Regions from separate parts of the Homo sapiens genome. Here region 1 is linked to region 2. The links are chromatin loops, found by intact Hi-C in ENCODE. Cell type or tissue: sigmoid colon. All regions are shown on one strand. Links, peaks and the distances in the headings refer to the core of each region. The heading gives the core; the rest is flanking DNA.

Region 1 (9,757 bases), core at 982-8,981, 170 kb after region 2:
AATCAAACCAGCCTGAGTAAGAAGGGAGGCTTCACTTTCTGTCATAACTAGAAAGTCCATGGGTAGAACTGTTTTTAGAGACAGCTGGAGCCAAAAGCTTAAAAGATACCATTAAATCTTTGCCTCTTTCTCCATCTTTTAGCTCTGCCTTTCTCTGTGTTTTGATTTTAATCTGCAGACAGACTTTCTCTATGTGGCAAGGAAGATGGTAACTACCCGCCCTGTATCCACATTGACCCAACCTGTAAAACTCTAGGGGGAAAAAATCATTCTCCTGTTGGCTTTAAAGAAAAGTCCTGAGTGGATTCTGATTAACGTGCAGTCATATGCCCATCCCTGAACTAGTCACGGAGACAAAGGAGAAGGGAGACTCCAATTGGCCAGCAAGGATCATGTGTCCTGCCCTGAGAGAAGGAGGTAGCCACCATGATGGACATTGGGGGATTTTAGAAAACCAAGAGCTGGCCGAGCGCGGTGGCTCACGCCTATAATCCCAACACATTGGGAGGCCAAGGTGGGCGGATCACCTGAGATCAGGATTTCGAGACCAGCCTGGCCAATATGGTGAAACCCCGTCTCTACTAAAAATACAGTAATTAACTGGTCGTGGTAGTAGATGCCTGTAATCCTAGCTACTTAGGAGGCTGAGGCAGGAGAATCCCTTGAACCTGGGAGGTGGAGGTTACAATGAGCTGAAATCATGCCACTCCACTCCAGCCTCGGTGACTCCATCTCAAATCAATCAATCAATCAATCAATCAGTCAGTCATAAAAAACCAAGAGCTAGGGATTGATATTTGAGCAAACTCCATCTCAAATCAATCAATCAATCATAAAAAACCAAGAGCTAGGGATTGATATTTGAGCAACCCCTCTGACTTAGTGAGGCAATGGACAGCAAGGCCCTCTGAAATGACAGGGCCTTTCATTTCAGTGCACTCAGCCCCTCAGTGCACTGGAGTGTGAGAAAGATGGAGGGAGTCTGTGGGAATGAGGCAATGAAGAAAGCTCATGCACAAGGACTTAATCATTGTCAATGCAATCATGGGAAAATGGTAAACATAGGGTATCAGAGTCAGAAAGCTCTGGGTAACATTGGCTACCACCACATGACTAGTCGTAAGGATTCAGTAAAATCCCCACAAACAGAGCTAAGCAGATGTGAGGCATGTTGTGAATGCCCGGTATGCGGTAGCCACCATCGTTGTTATTACCTCTGTCTACCTGTGTGGCCTTAGATTCCTCAGCTATAAAAACAAAATGATGACAATAAGACCTACTTTGTAGGATTATTATGAGGTTCTTCGATGCTGTAGTACAGAGCCTGGCCTATCACGGTTATGCCGTATAATGGTAACTAGCTTGATAAGGTGGAAATATTATTTCTCAAGACGCCCTTGCTCTTGCCTCGGCTCTTTCTTTGAATCATCAAAATACATTCTTGACATTGTTCTTCCTTTCCTCTGAGTGCATTAAGAAATAGTCAAGGAAATAAGACAATCATTTTGTCTCCAAAAAGAACCTTCTGGAAATGTGTTATTCCGGCAGTTTTTCCAGAGTAGGTGGGTTTCATTGAAGGGAAGTCAGATGTTAGCAAATATTTTCTCTCATGCTGATTTCCTGAGAAAATTGTACAAGTTCCTTAAAAGTTAAGAAAAAAATCCTCCATCTCTCTAACTTCAAAAAAGACATTGAAGGAGATGTTAGTGAGGTACACAAGCTCTTTAGCAGAGTAGATAATATCAATTGCATGTTGCTGCTACTTTTGATATTACGTCAATGACAGGAGTGGAGGCAGAAGTAGAAGTTCAAAAAAAAAAAATTCAGAAGAGACAGATGGAAAGAGCTTTGCCACTCAAAGAATAATAAATGTTTGCAATGGCCTACTGGGCAAGGCTGGTGAGGTAAAGACAGTGGGTTCGTTCAAATAGCAATTAGATGCTATCCTGGGGGAAACACTGTATTACAAGAGAGAAGCATCAATGTGGTGAATGGCTTTTCACGCTCCTAATACTGCCTATGTTCTTTTTGTACTCTTAAGGGTCTGCAGTCCCAGCAGAATAAGTGAGCACAGAAAGTAGGCCCAGCAGTATGCTCTGAGAAACTGGGCCAACAGAAATAATGCCGTTCAGATAGGACCACAATTTGCAATGCTCAGCCATAACATCCATTTCATTCCCATTGTCTCTTAGGTCTTGAGAGACAAGGATAATGCCAGGGCAGAAAGTGGAGACGATTGCATCCTCAGATCCCCGTTAACTATGCTCAGCTCTGCTCAATTATGCCAATGAAGCCTGCTACATTCCTGGGTTGGGGAATTCAATGTCATATACAAATTGGATATGAGAGTATCCTAAATAAGAAAGGCCATTGGCCAAGTGCCAGAGCTTTTCTTCCTGAAAGTCCATCCTGGTCTTTGACTATCCCAGTTTCAGGGAACTTCATTTCCGTGCCGTTTTCCCAACATGAGTATAAGACAATGTTTTCAGATATTTTCAAAGACACATACTTTCTAGAATCCATTTGTACCGTAGTATTTCACATGTCTACTTTCAAGGTCTTTTAAGTTTTATGTCAAAGACATAATTCAAGTTTACAACACAGCTTCTTTATTTCAATGCTGAGATAAGGCATTAGCAGAGTGCTGTCTCCCAAATCCCATGCCCAAGTCACATTTTAAAAGAATAGGCAGGTGCACATAGAGTCTTGAATATAAAGGAAAAGAGACAGTTAAGGATTGTCAGATGTTTGAGAGGTGCCAATCTCAAACACAAGAACTAAAACTAAGGCAAAAGAAAAACATTTTAGAATTTGTATAATTAAAATTTGCAAAAAAAAAAAAAAATAGAAATATTGGGAATCAAAATTTTGGCCACAAAAATAATTAATATGTAGACCAAAAAACAATGTGAAAGAGATGAAGAGCAAGTTAATCACTTAGAAAACTGAGAGGAGATATTTGTGCAGAATCCAGTGTAAAATGATTATGAGCTCAAAATAGGACAGAAAACAGGTTGCTGCTTTTGCTGATTTCATCTAGTAGGATTGTTGTTCCAGATTTTATCTAATAGAATTTTTAGATGGAAAGAATGAAAGGACAGCAGTGAAAATAAATTGTATTTTAATATTCATTATGCACAATACAAAATAAATTGTATTTTAATAGAAATAAAATTTGTAGAGCTGATCTTGCATATTGATAGGACCCACTAAGTTTGTAGAAAAATAAGATGACTTTAAACTAAACACATCATACAAAACTTCATAAAACTGAGGATAGAATGAAAAATCCTAGAAGCTTTCAGGTATGAAAAAAAATTATCTACCAAAAAACAAGAAAAAATGGAATCAGACTTGAAAATAACATACTGATAGAAAAAACAAAGCAATATCTTACATTTCTGAGAGAAAATAATTTTTTACCTACAGTCTCATATCTACTCAAATTACATTCACCTGGGAGGACAAAATAAATATTTTGTCTGACATTTAGAAAGTCATAAACGTTATCACATTTATATTCTCTTAGTCTCTGAAATAATCATTTCAGCAGAAACAAAAGCAACATGAGCAAGGAGCCAGGCATGGTGGCTCACACCTGTAATCACAGCTACTCAGGAGGCTGAGGCAGGAGGATTGCTTGAGACCAGGATTTCAAGAATAGCCTGGGCAACATAGCAAGACTCTGTCTCTAAAAGATAAAAAATAAAAATAACATTAGCCAGGTATGGCGGCACGTGCCTGTAGTCCCAGTTACTCAGGAGGCTGAGGCAGGAGGATCACTTGAGCCCAGGAGTTTGAGGCTGCAGTAAGCAGCCATGATTGCACCACTGCTCTCCAGCCTGGGAACAGAGCGATACCCCATCTCAAAAAAAAAATAAATAAATAAGCAAGGAGTATATGAGGAATTCAAAACATGGTGTTGTTTAATATATGGTTAAATACAAATAACTATTGTGCATAATGAAATGTATAAAAATTAATCATATTTGGAAAAATCTCAAATCATGCCAACATGAAAACATGATGGGATGGGGAGGCAGGACAATAAAAGCAAGCTACGGTTAATTAATAAAAGCAAGCTAAGATTTTATATATAAGCAATTAATAAAAGCAAGCTAAGATGAACAAAAGATACATACATAAGATTAATAAAAGATAAGATTAATATAAAATATAAGATTAATAAAATATATATAAAATCAATTAATAAAAGCAAGCTAAGATTGTGTGTGTGTGTGTGTGTGTGTGTGTGTGTGTGTGTGTGTTTCTGTGTGTGTACTAACTAGACATTAACAGAGAAAAGGATAAATTATGTGTGTGAAAAGTATATGGGGAGGGTCTCTGGTAATGAGTAGTTCACATTGGTATAAACTCCTTCAGATACCACATGTAAGCCCAACAAAATATATAAAACAATTTTCTGAAGGAAGTGGAGAGGAACCAAAAGCGGGCAGAAACTGAAAGAGAATCAACACCTGGAAAAAAGAAGCAACAATGGGTGAGTTTTCCATTGTTATAGCTCTCCACCTGAAGGCAGTGAGAGGTAGAGCAACTGAAACTTGGATTGAAACCCCTAGTTTCACTAGCTCGAAGATCCACGGGACAGAATTTGTCCACAGAAGCTAAAGAATGAGAAGAAAAATCTGAGAAATAAAACAGCCAGAGAAGAGGAGCCTCAAGTCTATAAATAAGCTATGCTGACTAACTTGAATTATGGTAGCATGAGGAAGACTCCAAGAAGTCCAGCTAAGCCAACAACCACAGGGGACCTAGAGTTTGAAGTTAGAGTTAATCAAGTTAAAGGTCTGCTAAAGCAAAAAATGTCCATGTACTTCAGAAGGTTATAACAACATTCAAAGTCTTTAAAATGTATCGTTTAAAATGTCCAGGACACACACAAAATTGCTAGACATGTGAAGAAACAGGAAAATGGAGTTCATATCCAAAAGAAAAGGCAATCAAGAAAGGCCTTTGCAAGATGAACCCAATATAAAAATTATCAAACAAGGACTTTAAAGCAGCTTTTGTAACTATGCCCAAAAGCATAATGGAAAATATCCTCATATGAATAAACAAAAGCAAGAAATCTCAGCTGAGGAATAGAACTATAAAAAAAAGAATCAAGGAGAAATAGTATAACTAAAAAAAACTAGTTTCTTAAAATGGGATTAACATCAGATTGAATATGACAAAAGGAATAGTCAGTTGCCCTGAAAATAGAGCAAAAAAATGATGGAATCAGAAGAACAAAAAGATCGTTAAGTGAACAGAGATACAGAGATCTGCAGGACACTGTCAAATACGTAATATCACTTGATTGAATTCTCAGAAGGAGCAGGTAGAAAGAATGGGGCAGGAGAAAAATGTGCAGTAATAATGGCCAGGTTTTTTTCCAAATGTGGTGATAAATGTTAAGTTTACACCTACAAGCTCAGCAAATTTCAGGAGGAATAAATACAAAGAAAAATCACAAGGGCACCTTACAGTCAAACTAATGGGAAACAAAGATAAAGAAAAATTGAAAGCAGCCTGACTTCAGTGACACATCAAACAGAAAGAAATAATACAGATTACTCCAGACAGCAGAAAATGTGGAGGCCAAAAGACAGTGGGAAGATATCTTTAAAGTACAGAAAAGAGGCAACTGTCAACCAGAATTCTATATCCAGAAAAATACCTTTCAAGAATGAAGGTAAAATAAACACATCTTCTGATAAACAGAAACTAAAACAACTCATTACCAGCAGTTGAGCTATGAGAAATGCTAAAGGAAATTCTGAGGGTAAAGGGAAATTTGGAACTTCAGGAAAGGATGAAGAGCGTCAGAAGGAGTAAATATTGGGTAACATGAAAAACTATTTTTCTTAATTTCTTTAAAGTATATGCACCTGTTTTAAGCAAAAAATAAAACATGTATTGTGGAAGTTATAACACAAGTAAATGTAATACATATGACAACTGTCTTAGTCTGTTTCTGTTTCTATAAGAAATACCTGAGTCTCGGTAATTTATAAAGAAAAGAGGTTTATTTGGCCCATCGATCTGCAGACTGGATAAGAAGCATTGTGGGGGTTGGGGGGCACCAATATCTACTTCTAATGAAAGCCCCAATCTGCTACCGCTCATGGCAGAAGGGAAAGATGAGGCTGGTGTGTATAGACATCACATGGTAAGAGAGAAAGCAAGAGAGCAAAGAGGTTGGTGCCAGACTGTTTTAAACAACTATCTCTCTTGGGAACTAAAAGAACAAGAACTCTCACACATTACCACGAGATGGCACTGAACCATTCATGAGGGATCTGCCCCCATGACCCAAAATCCTCCCATTAGGACCCATCTCCAACACTGGAGATCAAATTTCAACATGAGATTTGGAGGGGTCAAACAAACCGAACTATGGCCACAACTATAATGTAACGCATGGAGGCTTAACAGACCTATGCATTTACAAAATTCTTAAGTTTTGTGTGAAGTGGTACAATCTGAAAGGCAATTGGGAAAAGATAGGGAAATATGTTGTAATCCTTATAGCTACCTCTTAAAACAAAACTAATTCAAATATATAATAATAAGAATAACATGGAATTCTTAAAATATTCAATAAATCCAAAAGAAGGCCAGAAATGAGCAACAGAGAAACAAAAAAACAGATGAGTAAACGAGTAGAAAAATGGTAAAACAAAATTCAGTCATATAATAAATTATATTAAATGTAAATGGACTAATTAAAAGACAAGATCTAATTAAAAGACACTCTAATTAAAAGACAAGATCATGAAAATAATAACAAAGCAAGGCCCAACTATATGCAGTCAGTAAGAGACACACTTTAAATCTAAAGACCCAGGTAGTTGAAAGAAAATAGATAGAAAAAGATGGATTATGCAAATATCAGGCATAAGAAGCCTAGAGTTATTATGTTATCATGAGATAAAATAGACATCAAGAACACAAAATTTATCACAGATAAAGGGGATTTCCCAATGTGAAAAGCAGCAACATATCAGGAAGACAAAACAATAAGTATAGATTTTTCTGATAACAGAGCTTCAAAAATCTATAAAGCAAAATAGATTTACACAGTCAAATTTACAATCCTGGTTGGAGATTTAACATAGCTTTCTCTCTGCCATTTTATTTATCATTGATAGAAAAACTAGATAGGTAACGAGACATAAATTTCTGAGTAACAGCGTCAACCACATTAGCCTAATTGACATTCAAAGAACACTATGCCCAGCAACAGCAGAACACACATCATTTTTAAGAGCACATGACCTGTTCACCACAATAGACCATATGCTGGAGTTAAAACAAGTTTCAATAAAATTAAAGGATTGAAATCATACAGAATGTACTGTCTGATGACAATAGAATTGGAAATCAAAAACCAAAGAGATCCAGTAAAATTCGAAAATACTTAGAAATTAAATAACATACTTCTAAAAACTTAACGGATCAAAGATATGATATAATAAAACAAGTAGATATTTGGTCATTGTTCCCAGTTCATGGCACAGAGCTCCTGTAACAGTTGGAATTTACAGTCTTTTGTAAGCTAATGAGGTGAATCATGGAGGGCGAGCCCTAGACAGCTTCTAGATGAGAGCCGGTCAACAGAAAAATGAACCACATGATTAGAGTTAGAACTTTCAGCCCTATTCCCCAACCTCCAGAGAGGGAAGAGGAGCTGGAAGTTGAGTTAAATTACCTATGGCCAATGATTCAATCAATGGAGTCTATGTAAGAGGCTTCCATATAAACCCCTAAATGATAAGGTTTAGAAACAAAGTTCTATGTTTCTCCCATCCCCATCCTGTGCCTTGCTGTATGCATTTCTTCCATTTAGTTGCTCTTGAGTTCTATTCTTTATCATAAACTGGTAAATATAATAAAGCACTTTCCTAAATTCTGTGAGTTCTAGCAAATTATCAAACCTGAGGCATGAGTCATGGGAACCACTGAATCTGTGACTACAAATTCTCATGAAGAGAAGTGTGGGCAGCTTGGGGACCCCATTTTTGGCTAGCATCTGAAGTGAGGGCAATCTTGTAGAACTGAGCCCTTGATCTGTGAGGTCTGGACTAACCCTGGTTAGTTAGTATAGTTAGTGTCAGTATAGAATTAAAGTGTATTCTTGGACACTTATTTGGTGTCAGAGAATTGAAGAATTGATTGCTGCTGGGAAAATACACACATCTGGTATCAGAAAAAACAAAACACACAAAAGGAAATTAGAAAATATTTTGAACTGATAATAAATTTACATGTGCAAAAATGTGGGCTGTCACTAAAGCAGTATTGTACTAGTTTCCTTTTGCTACTGTAACAAATTACCACAAACTGAGTACCTTAGTTCCATTTTGTGTTGCTATAACAGAATACCGTGGACTGAGTAATTTATAATAAATAGAAATGTATTGACTCACGGTTCTGGAGGCTGGCAAGTCCAAGATTGAGGGACTGGATCTGCAAGGGCCTTCTTACTGCATTATCCCATGGTGGAAAGGCAAAGAGAGGGTGTGAGAGAAACAAGAGGGGGCCAAATTAATCCTTTTATAATGAACCCACTCTCATAATAACATTAATCCACATTAATGGCAATTCTCCCGTGGCCTAATCACCTCTTATTAGGACCCACCTTCTGACACTGTTGCATTGGTGATTAAGTTTCCAACACATGCTTTGTGAGGAACACATTCAAACCATAGCACTGGGTTGCTTTTAAAACACACACCCTCACTAATTTGTGCTTTTACAGTTCTAGAGATCAGAATTCTGAAATCAGTTGCACTGCACTGAAGTCAAGGTGTCAGCAGGACTGCTTCCTTCAAGAAGCTCTGAAGAAAGAATCAATTCTCTTGCCTTTTTCCACTTTCAGTGGAAGCCTGTATATCTCGGCTTGTGGCCCCTTCCTCCATTTTCAAAGTGTATCACTCCAGTCTCTGCTTCATCACAATTCATTCTGCTCTGACTCTGGCTCTGACTCTTCATGCTTCCTTCTTATAAGGATCATTGTAATTACATGAAGCCCACCTTGATAATCCAGGATAATATCCTCATTTCAAAATCCTTAATTTAATTACATGCTCAAAGTTTCTTTTGCCATATAAGATATGCACAAATTCCTGGGATTAGGATGTGAAAACAGTTGGAGAAGTCATTATTCAGCCTATGACAAGTGCTTAGAGGAAAATTTATGGCATTACATGCTTATTTTAGAAAAAGAAAAAAAAAAAGCCTGGACATGGTGGCTCATGCCTGTAATCCCAGTGCTGTGGGAGGCCAAGGCAAGAGAATTGCTTGAGCCAGAGGTTCAAGACCAACCTGGTCAATGTAGCAAAACTCAGTCTCTACAAAAATAATAATAATAATAAAATAATAAGTTAGCTGGGCATGGTGATACATGACTGCAGTCCCAGCCACTCAGGAGACCAAGACAGGAGGCTATCTTGAGCCTAAGAGTTTGAGACTACAGTGAACTATAATTATGCCACTGTACCCAAGCCTGGGTGACAGAGTGAGATCCTATAAGAAAAAGAAAAGAGGAGAGGAGGGGAAAGGAGAGGAGGGGAGGGGAGGGGAGGGGAGATGAGAGGAGGGGAGGGGAGGGGAGAGGAGAGGAGGGGAGGGGAGGGGAGGGGAGAGGAGAGGAGGGGAGGGGAGAAGGGAGGGGAGGGGAGAGGAGGGGAGAGGAGAGGAGAAAAAGAGAAAGAAGGGAGGGAGGGAAGAAGGAAGGAAGAGAGAGGAGGGG
Region 2 (9,757 bases), core at 886-8,885:
TTCAAGAGGATTTTCTTTGCTTATTTACTCTGCCTACTAACATCTCACAACAAGTCCTTCCTCACCGTGATTTCGGGGAAGGACGGTATTTGTATGCTATTTTTAAAATCTATTCTGAGTAATACAGTCTATAACCCACATGCCAAGAACCAAAAAATGAAGTGTCTTGAAAGCACTGAGGTGAGTATTTTAAAATATGGTTATTTTTACTTTTCTGTGTTATTTGACTGTTCACAGGAGGCACGAATCGCTTCACAAAGACAATAAAATAATTGTAAAAAAAGAAAGCAGTCATCATAAAGACTGCCATGGACACAAAGCTACATCACTAATGACCATGCAGCTGGAGACGGGAATGAGAAAGAGACCGGGAGTGGACGGTGTGGTTAGAAGGACAGCCATTACTCTCACACCTGTAATCCCAGCACTTTGGGAGGCCGAGGTGGGTGGATCACGAGGTCAGGAGATTGAGACCATCCTGGCTAACACGGTGAAACCCCGTCTCTACTAAAAATATTTTAAAAAGTTAGTCAGGTGTGGTGGCGGGCCCCTGTAGTCCCAGCTACTCGGGAGGCTGAGGCAGGAGAATGGTGTGAACCCAGGAGGAGGAGCTTGCAGTGAGCCGAAATCGTGCCACTGCACTCCAGCCTGGGTGACAGAGCAAGACTCTGTCTCAAAAAAAAAAAAAAAAAAAGAAGGACAGCCATTACTCTCCAGCCACCCCTTTTTTGACATGGGAGATTCCTGTCGTTTAGAATTGTTCTACTCAAGGGTTCCTACCAATCTTAGCCATCTTGAGAAGTGCCACTGTGAAATTAGCTAAGAGGCATTCTTTCTTTCTTTTCTATTTATTTATTTATTTATTTATTTATTTATTTATTTTTTGGAGACAGAGTCTTGCTGTCATCCAGGCTGGAGTCCAGTGGCATAATCTCGGCTCACTGCAACCTCTGCCTCCCGGGTTCAAGCATCCAAGCAATTCTCATGCCTCAGCCTCCCAAGAAGCTGGGATTACAGGCATGTGCCACCATGCCTGACTAATTTTTGTATTTTTAGTAGAGACGGGCTCTCACCATGTTGGCCAGGCTGGTCTTGAACTCCCGGCCACCTAAGAGGCATTCATAAAAATGGAACAGTGTGCTGGAGTTGACCAAAAACTTCCATTTAGTAGCTCCAATTACCCTGTGGGATGGCAATTATCATCCTCATTTATAAGGGTTGAGACTGACATTCTGAGAAATGAGAATATTTTAGCTCCTATAGCTAAGAGGGAATACAGCTAGGTCTTCTGATTCCATATCCCATCCCGCAGTCTTAAACTTAGGCAGGTGCCAAAACTGCTTTGTAGTTAAGCCTGCAGGCTCTCATGCCAGTTGGCCTGGGTGGAAGTCCTAGCTCCGACCCTCACTTGTTTTGCTGACCGTGAGTAAGATACTTCAATTCTCTGACTCTCAGTTCCCTCATCTGTAAACTGGGAATGACAATAGCAGGGCCCAGTTCACAAGGTTGTCAGGGAACTTGAATAAAATGATACATATAGAGAGAGCACTTAGCCCGATGAAGGGCCCTCACCAACATCAGCTCTCATCACTAACTCTTCCCCTTTCACCCTATCCTGCTCATCATAAAGAAGACCAACATCTGTGCTCCAGGGTTTGTGTGTGTGTGTGTGTGTGTGTGTGTGTGTGTGTGTGTGTGTGTGTGTGTAATTAAAGCGATCCCTAAACTTGAGAATTATTGAGCATAAATGCATTCAAACTATTCATATTTTCCATACTATTAAGATTTCCTGGCATATCAATCTTCTTTGTGGCAGAAATCAATAGTCACTGTACTTACTGAAAAAGGTCTCTCCAGACCAAAACCCCTGTGTCCCAGGGCTGGGAAATTGGCTCCTAGGAAATAAACTCTGGCCTGCAAACTTTTCCAGACTTTCCCCAAATCCCCAGTTGAGTAAAATAATGAGTCAGGCCCTCTAGGACATTGTCATACACCTTTTGGGGCAGAATAAAACACTTTAAAATAATTCCACAACTGAGGAAAAGGTATAAAGAAAACATCTGGGAGGGAGGAAGGGAAGTAATGGTTATCCCCAAAAGGGTAGGATGTCTGTAGGGGCAAGGATGGTGACTTTTAGTGCTTATACATTTCAGTAATGTTTGAATTTCTTACTACAGCTATGTATTATTTTACAATGAGAAATTTTAAACTGACCCCATTCCTAGGCTGGTGGGGATGGGGTGAGGAGGGTAACCAGTAGAAACTGCCCCCAGACCTTTCTTAACAGAGAAACTCTTAACTTTTCCTACAGGAAGCCCTTCCGGGTGCAATTCCTTATCTCAACCTCTGCAACAGTGCCTACCAATGTTATAGCACTTCATTCATTCAGCCTTTCATTTGTTCATCCACTCAACAGCTATACTTTGAACAAGGCCCTGTGGGAGGCCCTGCGAGGCAAAGACAAGACAAGCGAGTTGCCTGTCACACGGAGCATGGGCTGGCAAGGAGATCCATAGTAAACCTCCAGTCCTGCACTCACCCTTAATGGCATGTGCTTGGATAGAGATGAGACAAGGCCCAGAGGGGCACATGCTGGAGAAACTGAACCCCAGCCCAGAGGTCTGGGAAGGCGTCTCTGGGCAAGAGACCTTACAGCTGGGAACTGAAAGATGAGAAGCAGCACTGACCAGGTGAAAGGGGTGGCAAGACCAGGAGTGTCTGGGCTGAGCACCCAGGCAGGCACTGAGATGAGAAGAAACAGAGCTCACCAAGGAAAATTGAGGGAACTCAGCCTGCTGGAGAAAGGTCCAAGGAGAGATCAAAGAAGCAGGAAGGGCCAGATCACCTGATGCTTTGCAGAATGTGGGATTTTAAACTTTACCCTAAGAACAGTTCGAAGCCACTGAGATAGGTATCCCTGAGGACTCCATTTGTTCTCCACTGTTTTTGTTCACTTCCACTCTGACACACAAGCTCCTAGCTCCATGCCTGGCAATTAACAAGAGCCTAAAAATAATCAGCTGGATGGCTGAACCCAGTCACCCCAGGGAGGGAGAACCTGCAAGCAAAGACCATGACCGCACATCCGACATCTCACCTCTCTCCCTCCTTTTGTCTCCCCTGATCCAGGCCTGCAAGCTGAGAAGTGTACAATCCTCACAACAAGGAGTGATTGGCAATCAGGTGCAGAACTAAGCTATTTCTTTCACCACCACAGTCCTTCCAAAATGTTCCCAACTGGCATCAGATATTCTCATCCTGACCAGTGAGACAACCCAATGAAAACTGGTGACTCAGAAAGGGTAAGCATTTGTCAAAGGCTGTACAGCAAATCCCCGGGTGCTTGGCGAGTCATGTCTTGGCCAGTTGTCAAGGGCAGTGTCCCCTATGTCATTCCTCAAATACATATTTCTAGGCTTAATTATATGAATTTACATTTCTTTGGCTCAAAAAAAGTAGGTATAGGGGCATTTTCAATGCTGCACACAACTGAAAGTAGATTGAAACCATCCCGACCTCAAACAGAATGTCAAAGCAGTTGGGTTTCTGAGCAGCAACAGAATACTTTTTATAGAATGGGAAGTCAATTGAGAAATCATAAAAAATTAGAGTTGGGAAGGACCTCTGCGCTCACGAGGGTCAGGTCCCAGGGGCTGCTGTAGAATTGTTCCCTGTGGTGAAGGGTCTAATGTTTTGTCCACTCAAGTTTTAAATATCTCAACCAATAGCTCACCCCTGGGGACACCTCTCCACAGGGCAATAGATCTTGCTGTCAGGGCTTTTTTCCTGCTATTCAATCTCACTTTTCCTTTCCTCCACTTCATCCCATTTGTCTTTGGCAGTAATTTAGACAAGAGTGTGCTGACGTTTGAAAACGAAAAGCCCTGTCTTTGCCTTCAACCTCGTTTTTCCAGACCCTTCTACCTACGGAAACTTCAAGATCTGGCAGGGAGAGAGGGAGGGAATGAGGAAGAGAGGCAAACAAACAGACTGGCGTGGGTTCTGGAAGAAGCTATCAAAGGGCCAGCCCCCAAGGCCTTGAACCCACAGGTGTACAGGAAGAGAGGGCACTGCTGCTCCGGAATGTGCAGATTATAGAGGACCTGACTCTCAAAGGCAGAAAGTCACCGAGTTTTCTAGGCAGTCCAGAGCTCAGCCACCTCTTGCTATGACACATTAGACAGAAGGTGGCAGCATAGCACCAGGCTCTGTGTGCTCAGTGGCCCTGTCCATCGCAGCACACCCCAACTGTTCGGCTTCCAAACTCCACGAGCAACAAAACCCAACCGGCTGGAACGCCGGGCTTAGGCCAAGAGTGAGCTGCAAATCAAGGCCCTGGCCAGTTTTTTAAGTCAAATCCCAAACAGTTAGGATTGTGTGAGCACAGTCCATTTTCTCCCCAAGAACATCTTGCAGCCAGAATGGAATCCAAAAAAATAACTGCAGTCCTGAACAGCGGTGTTTGTCCAAGCTGATCTAAACACATAAACTTACCGTCTCGTCTGGTGTTTTGTGCACAAATTTTTGTGTTTAAAGACATCTGGGGTTAATGCTTTTTTTTTTTCTTTATTCTTTCTAGCCCTTGGCTATTTATTTCTGAATTTGTCTCTGGTTTTCCTGTTTCCCTTTGCTTATTTTTTACTTATTTGGTAGTGTTTGCATGTGGTTCTTCTGAAAGCAAGGATCCACAGGCTACGCATTTCTCACTTGGAGCTGAAGTCCTGCTGGGGAACCAATTATATGTCCTACCCACCAGGGAGAGTGTGATATTTTTTATTACTTTCTAATTTCAGGTCTTGAAATGGCTTCAGTGATCAGAACATTCTTCTGCTTAAGAACCTAAAGGGGCCAGTGAAAGGATGCTTTTGATTTGTATTTCATTTAGAATGGTCCATACTCAACCAAGTGTACTCCAAGGATTTCCATGGGGCCTCAGAGGCTTGAAGTGGGGAAAAGCAAGACAAAGACAACAACAAAACTTTCTCGCTGCTTGCCTTATCATACTGGGAAAATGCCGGCTACTTGGGGAAAGTCTTTCTTTGAGAAGTTGGTGAACTGAGAAAAAAATGGATAGAATTAGAACAAAACAATTTCACTGGATTCTAAGTCTATTTAAACTACAGTAGTAAATCAAAACCATACCTCTTTCTCATTACTCATGGCCCGATAGTAGAGCCTCCTAAATGCTTATTAAAGCAAAAGCAAGAAGTGTTTCATTTCTAAATACATTCACAGGAATCCCCAACAAGGTGGTTGCTTCTTTCTAACTGTTGTTTGTTTTATGCTTGTTTCTCTTCTTGAAAGAGTTATCATGAAACGGAAAGGCTTAAAAGGGGGGTGGGGGTGGGGGTGAGGGTCCAAATAGGCTCTAATGAGGAAGAAGGAAATAAAAGTCAAATTCTCCCCGAATGTCTGAATTTCTATTTATTTATCTTTGCAATAAGAGAGGATGCCTGACAATCCGGAACTGCTCTTGGATAAAACGAATCATACCAAACAGCTAACAACCCTGCAGAATAGCTCAAAGCCCAAATTATGAGCTATTTCAAATCCTTTCCACTTGCCATGGGGGTCTTGACTGAGTTTTTTCTTTTTTTTTTTTTTTTTTTTCTTTTTTTCCTGGCTCACATGCTTAGCCAGGAGGTGATTCTGAATGTTTATCTGAAGTATCTCCCTGATATTCTGGGGGGACTTTTCTCTCAAGCAAAAGCTCTGCTGAAAAGAGGAGCTTGTTTTAATTCTCATTAAGTTATACCCAGTATTGTGAACCTTTTACTAGTGAACAGTTAATTTTAGTGAGACGGACTACAAGAAACTGCCATATATAACCACGCTCAGTGACAACATTTTACAAAATGTGAGTCAAACATAAACATTTATGACTTTCTAATAAGCCAGCTACCATATTTGCTATTATATGACGCTCTGTTAAAACAATCTTTTCTACTTTTAAATAGAGATCCCATGAGAGCAAAAATGTTTATCTTTGTTGTGTATAGCTTCCTTAAGTACCATTTTATCATATTATTTAAAATTCAACAAATTAGCAGCCAGTATTTATTATTTAAAGAAAGGGTGTTTCTTCAAAGTTTGTCTGAATTAAAAATCACAAACCAATCCATCTCCCTTCTTTCCTTCCTTCTCTCTTTCCTTCCGTCCTTCCTTCTATTCATTTTAAACCCAGCAACTAGATTTTGTTGGGTTTAAAAGGTCCCTAAAAAGTTAGTATTCCTTCAGGAATAAATATTTGTAGATTACTTGAAATGGCCAGCTTCCTTGACTGGTCTTTAGGGAAAATACTCTTTGTAACTTTGACTAAAAAGACAATGTTCCCGATCAAAATATAATCTGGGTCTATACTGGCAAAGAGAGTTGAACCAATATGTAATGAATGGCAGCATAAACAAATGAATGAAGGAATACGCAGACAGGCATCAAGCAGAATCAAAATACTCAAAGCAGCCAGTTAACTGAGGCACTGAATTTCCTGGACAACTGTCTCAATTCCCCGGTTTGCGTGGAGGCTCTTGCCTATAACCAAGTAAGCACTTATGCTGCAACCTCTTGCCTCTTGCAAGAGACAACAGATTGTTAGCCTCTGGGAAGTAGCACTATTTCAATCAACCAATTTGGCATGTTGTGTTTTACAGTTTCTAAAATTAACACAGAATCCAAACAAAAACATGGCTGGTGTGGAACTATATACAGAGAACACTGTCATCTGGTTGCTTCGAATCTGTTCATTATCAAAATTAGCTGTCTTGTTTGTCCTACTCCCATTTTTGAATGCACACCATTAATTAACCAACCTGTCATTATGTGCTGGTAATGACCAAGTTTTCCAGTATCCCAGTGTAAATACAGGATTTTACAGGACTCCCAAAACTAGGAGGAAAGGAGAAGGTGGAGGAGGTAGGGGTGGCAGAGAAAGAGGACATTCACAGGTGGGACTCAGTATTGCTTACAGCTACCCTTGCTTTCTAAAACAAGGGCTGCACGCGGAAACAATGCTGATTTATTCCCTTGCATTGAGCAAAGCTAAATTTTTCCAGGCTTCACTGAGGAATTTTCTTCACAATATCTGCATGAATTATGAAGCTGACTTCTAACCAGATGTCGGGTGATCTGCCCTTCCTGTTCTCTGAGGATGAGACACATCAGTGTTTAACTCATCATGCCCCTCGAGTGTGTCTCATTTTTCAACCCATTCTCACTTGGAGGTTAAAAAGGAATTGGGGTTTCTTTTTAAGTCTCTTTGATTTTACCCAATTTCGGTGAACAGATCCATGAAACTTCAAAGAGGATGTTGACAGAATTGAAGTAAGGGAGGGAAGGACAGAGGAAGGGGGCAGAAAGCAAAGCCGATCATAAAAAACAAACCAAAGAATATTTAACGACATATTTTCCCAAAGAGACTTCTGGCTGCCCACCGAAACTGAAACCATTACTCACATCGAAGACACTTCCTGGGGGTGTGCTATCTTGAGGAAACACATACCGTGAAGGCCTTTGCAGGAAGCAAATTCAATGGTGAAAGGAACCGCAGCAGATTCTTACAATTCTGTCTTTTGCACCCTGACTTTCCACTTGAACATTCTTATTAAAAATTTCCTCCAGCATCCTTACCATATACAATTTTTCAAGTCAAAGAATGACTTTTTAGAGTCTCTGTGTGCCCATAAAATTCTGTCTTGAAGATTTTATTAATAATCATAAAAACATCAGTATCCATCAGGATCAGTTTGGAAAGGGAGAGGCAATTTTTCCTAAACATGTGTTCAAATGGTCTGAGACAGACGTTAAAATGAAAAGGGGGTGAACTGAAGACCAATGACTGATCCAGCCCCCCACTCCCCTACGGTTCATAGTCATGGGCGAGGACATGGCCACAGGCTAACACAAGCCAGCTTGGGATCAGGCACCAGCCCCACCTGCAGCTGATGCAGCTCCACGTGGAGGGAAGCATTCCAACTTTCACTGCTGCAGGTTGTGTATTTATCACTACGAGGAGGGGAGGGACAAAGTATACAGGACTACATATTTTCTTATGGCATCAGGATAGGTTTCTTGGGACTCTGAGAGGTCTAGAATAACGTGCTTAAAATGACTATTTGACTATCTCCCAGCCAGTTCGAAGCATTGGCTGAGCAGCCTTTGCTTGATTGTCAGTTAACAGCAACCGAAATAGCAAAATAGTAAAGTGATCCCTGCAAAGGGATTTGTGGGTGGTCTCCTTGGCTCACCTGTCAGAGGAGGTTGACTCTGTGATCATGATCCTTCCCCCAAGTGCTCTCACCTTTTCTGTTCACATTGTACCTTAAGGCCTGCAGTCAGGCAAATCTTTGAACAGAGAAATTCAAACCCCTTAATGACCAAAGATTTCGAGGGATCCCAAGACATGGGGTGTATTTCACAATGCAACCACCCCAGTGAATAGGAGAGTTATTGACCAGGCAATGCATTATCTCATAATCCGCCAGTATGGAGGCAGCGTGGGTGGCTTCAGGGCATGAGCACTGGAGTCAGAGAAGTTGAACTCCATCAGCTCTGTTACTTCCAGTTACTCAACCTCTCTGTGCCTCAGTTTCTTCATATGCTAAAACTAGGATGATACTGTCTACATACTTCAATGGGCTGTTAAGCTTTCAGGAATCTATACTTGGAAAGCACCAGACACAGCACCTGGTATCTAGTGGGATATGCTATTGTCTCCATAATCAACTAGAAATTTCCTTGTGATTACTCGCTGCAACAAAAAGGGTTCTCCAAACTGGCTGAGAACACCACAAACTAGGGAACTTTAAGAAATACATTCCCAGGTACTTCCAGCAGTGAGACCCAGAAATCTTCCCCAGGTGAAACTAATGTAGCCAGCTTGACCTAGAACCATAGACCCATACACTGTCCCATTACTATAAAGGATGGTGAAGCATCACATCCAGTCCTGGTCTCCAAGGAATTTATGGTCTGATTGTGAAGACCAACACACAAACTGTAAGTATAAACTATTCATGAGCAACATGAGATAGAATAAAGTTGGAGACTATCTTGTGTGGCATTGTCAGTTTGCTGTGAAGAATTTCAGAGAAAGGAGAATCCCATTAATTGGAATACACCAGAAAGTCCCAAGAGTATTGTGAATTCTGTGGTGATCTTTCATAGTAGAGGTTCACAAAAGTTGATTTCTCAACTTTGTGTACATATGCACATCTATTTTAGGGGGAGAGGTTCAGCTTTGATTACCTTCTCAAAGTGGTCCATGACCTCCAAAAGCTTAACACTGTGATTCTAATGGTGGACACTAATAAGTACTCGTCACATGCCAGGCCTGTTTCAAACACTTTACTTACATAATCTCAAGAAGTGCTCACACCACCCATGTGGGGTAGGTACCATTATCTTCTTCATCTTACAAATGAAGAGACGTCGGACCTTGCCCATGGATACCCAGCTACTGAGTGAAAGAAAAGATTTGCCCCCCTGGCTCCAGGGCTTATGCTCTTACCAACTCAATTTAATCCAACATGCTTCATTTTGACACTTGCTCCACTTCTAGAACCATCTGAATCTTATGGCTCTGTCTCAGAAGATCTAGGAAGCACCTGGTAAGGACCAAGAGCTACTCTTACCCCTTGAGAACCAACGCTCTCTGAGCAAACAAAGCCAGACTGGGTACCCTGGCATCCTTCATATGGAATTCATTCATTCAGCTATTCATTCATCCATTCATCTGTATACAGAGGGACTTGGGGCTTGG

The links. A loop is a pair of places that touch in the nucleus more often than their neighbours do. Peaks named below come from ENCODE experiments on the same cell type or tissue, not always from the same donor. Only the 100,000 strongest peaks of a DNase experiment are listed, where the experiment ranks them.
Region 1: it touches region 2 in a loop (2.2-fold over the local background); 11 of 110 quality-filtered maps call a loop at or near these places.

Annotation. Positions count from the first base shown.
Region 1 is chr10:113,211,050-113,220,806 of GRCh38, reverse strand. No RefSeq gene overlaps it. Among named protein-coding and RNA genes, the nearest start is that of SNORA87, 170 kb to the right of the region's middle. In sigmoid colon, for the core only: no CTCF peak of the experiment used is centred there; no DNase peak of the experiment used is centred there.
Region 2 is chr10:113,379,767-113,389,523 of GRCh38, reverse strand. No RefSeq gene overlaps it. Among named protein-coding and RNA genes, the nearest start is that of HABP2, 170 kb to the left of the region's middle. RefSeq lists a silencer at 4,105-4,214 and an enhancer at 6,872-8,071. In sigmoid colon, for the core only: a CTCF peak has its summit at 4,158 (motif pointing right); a DNase peak (open chromatin) is centred at 4,243; H3K4me3 peaks cover 419 bases; H3K27ac peaks cover 1,683 bases.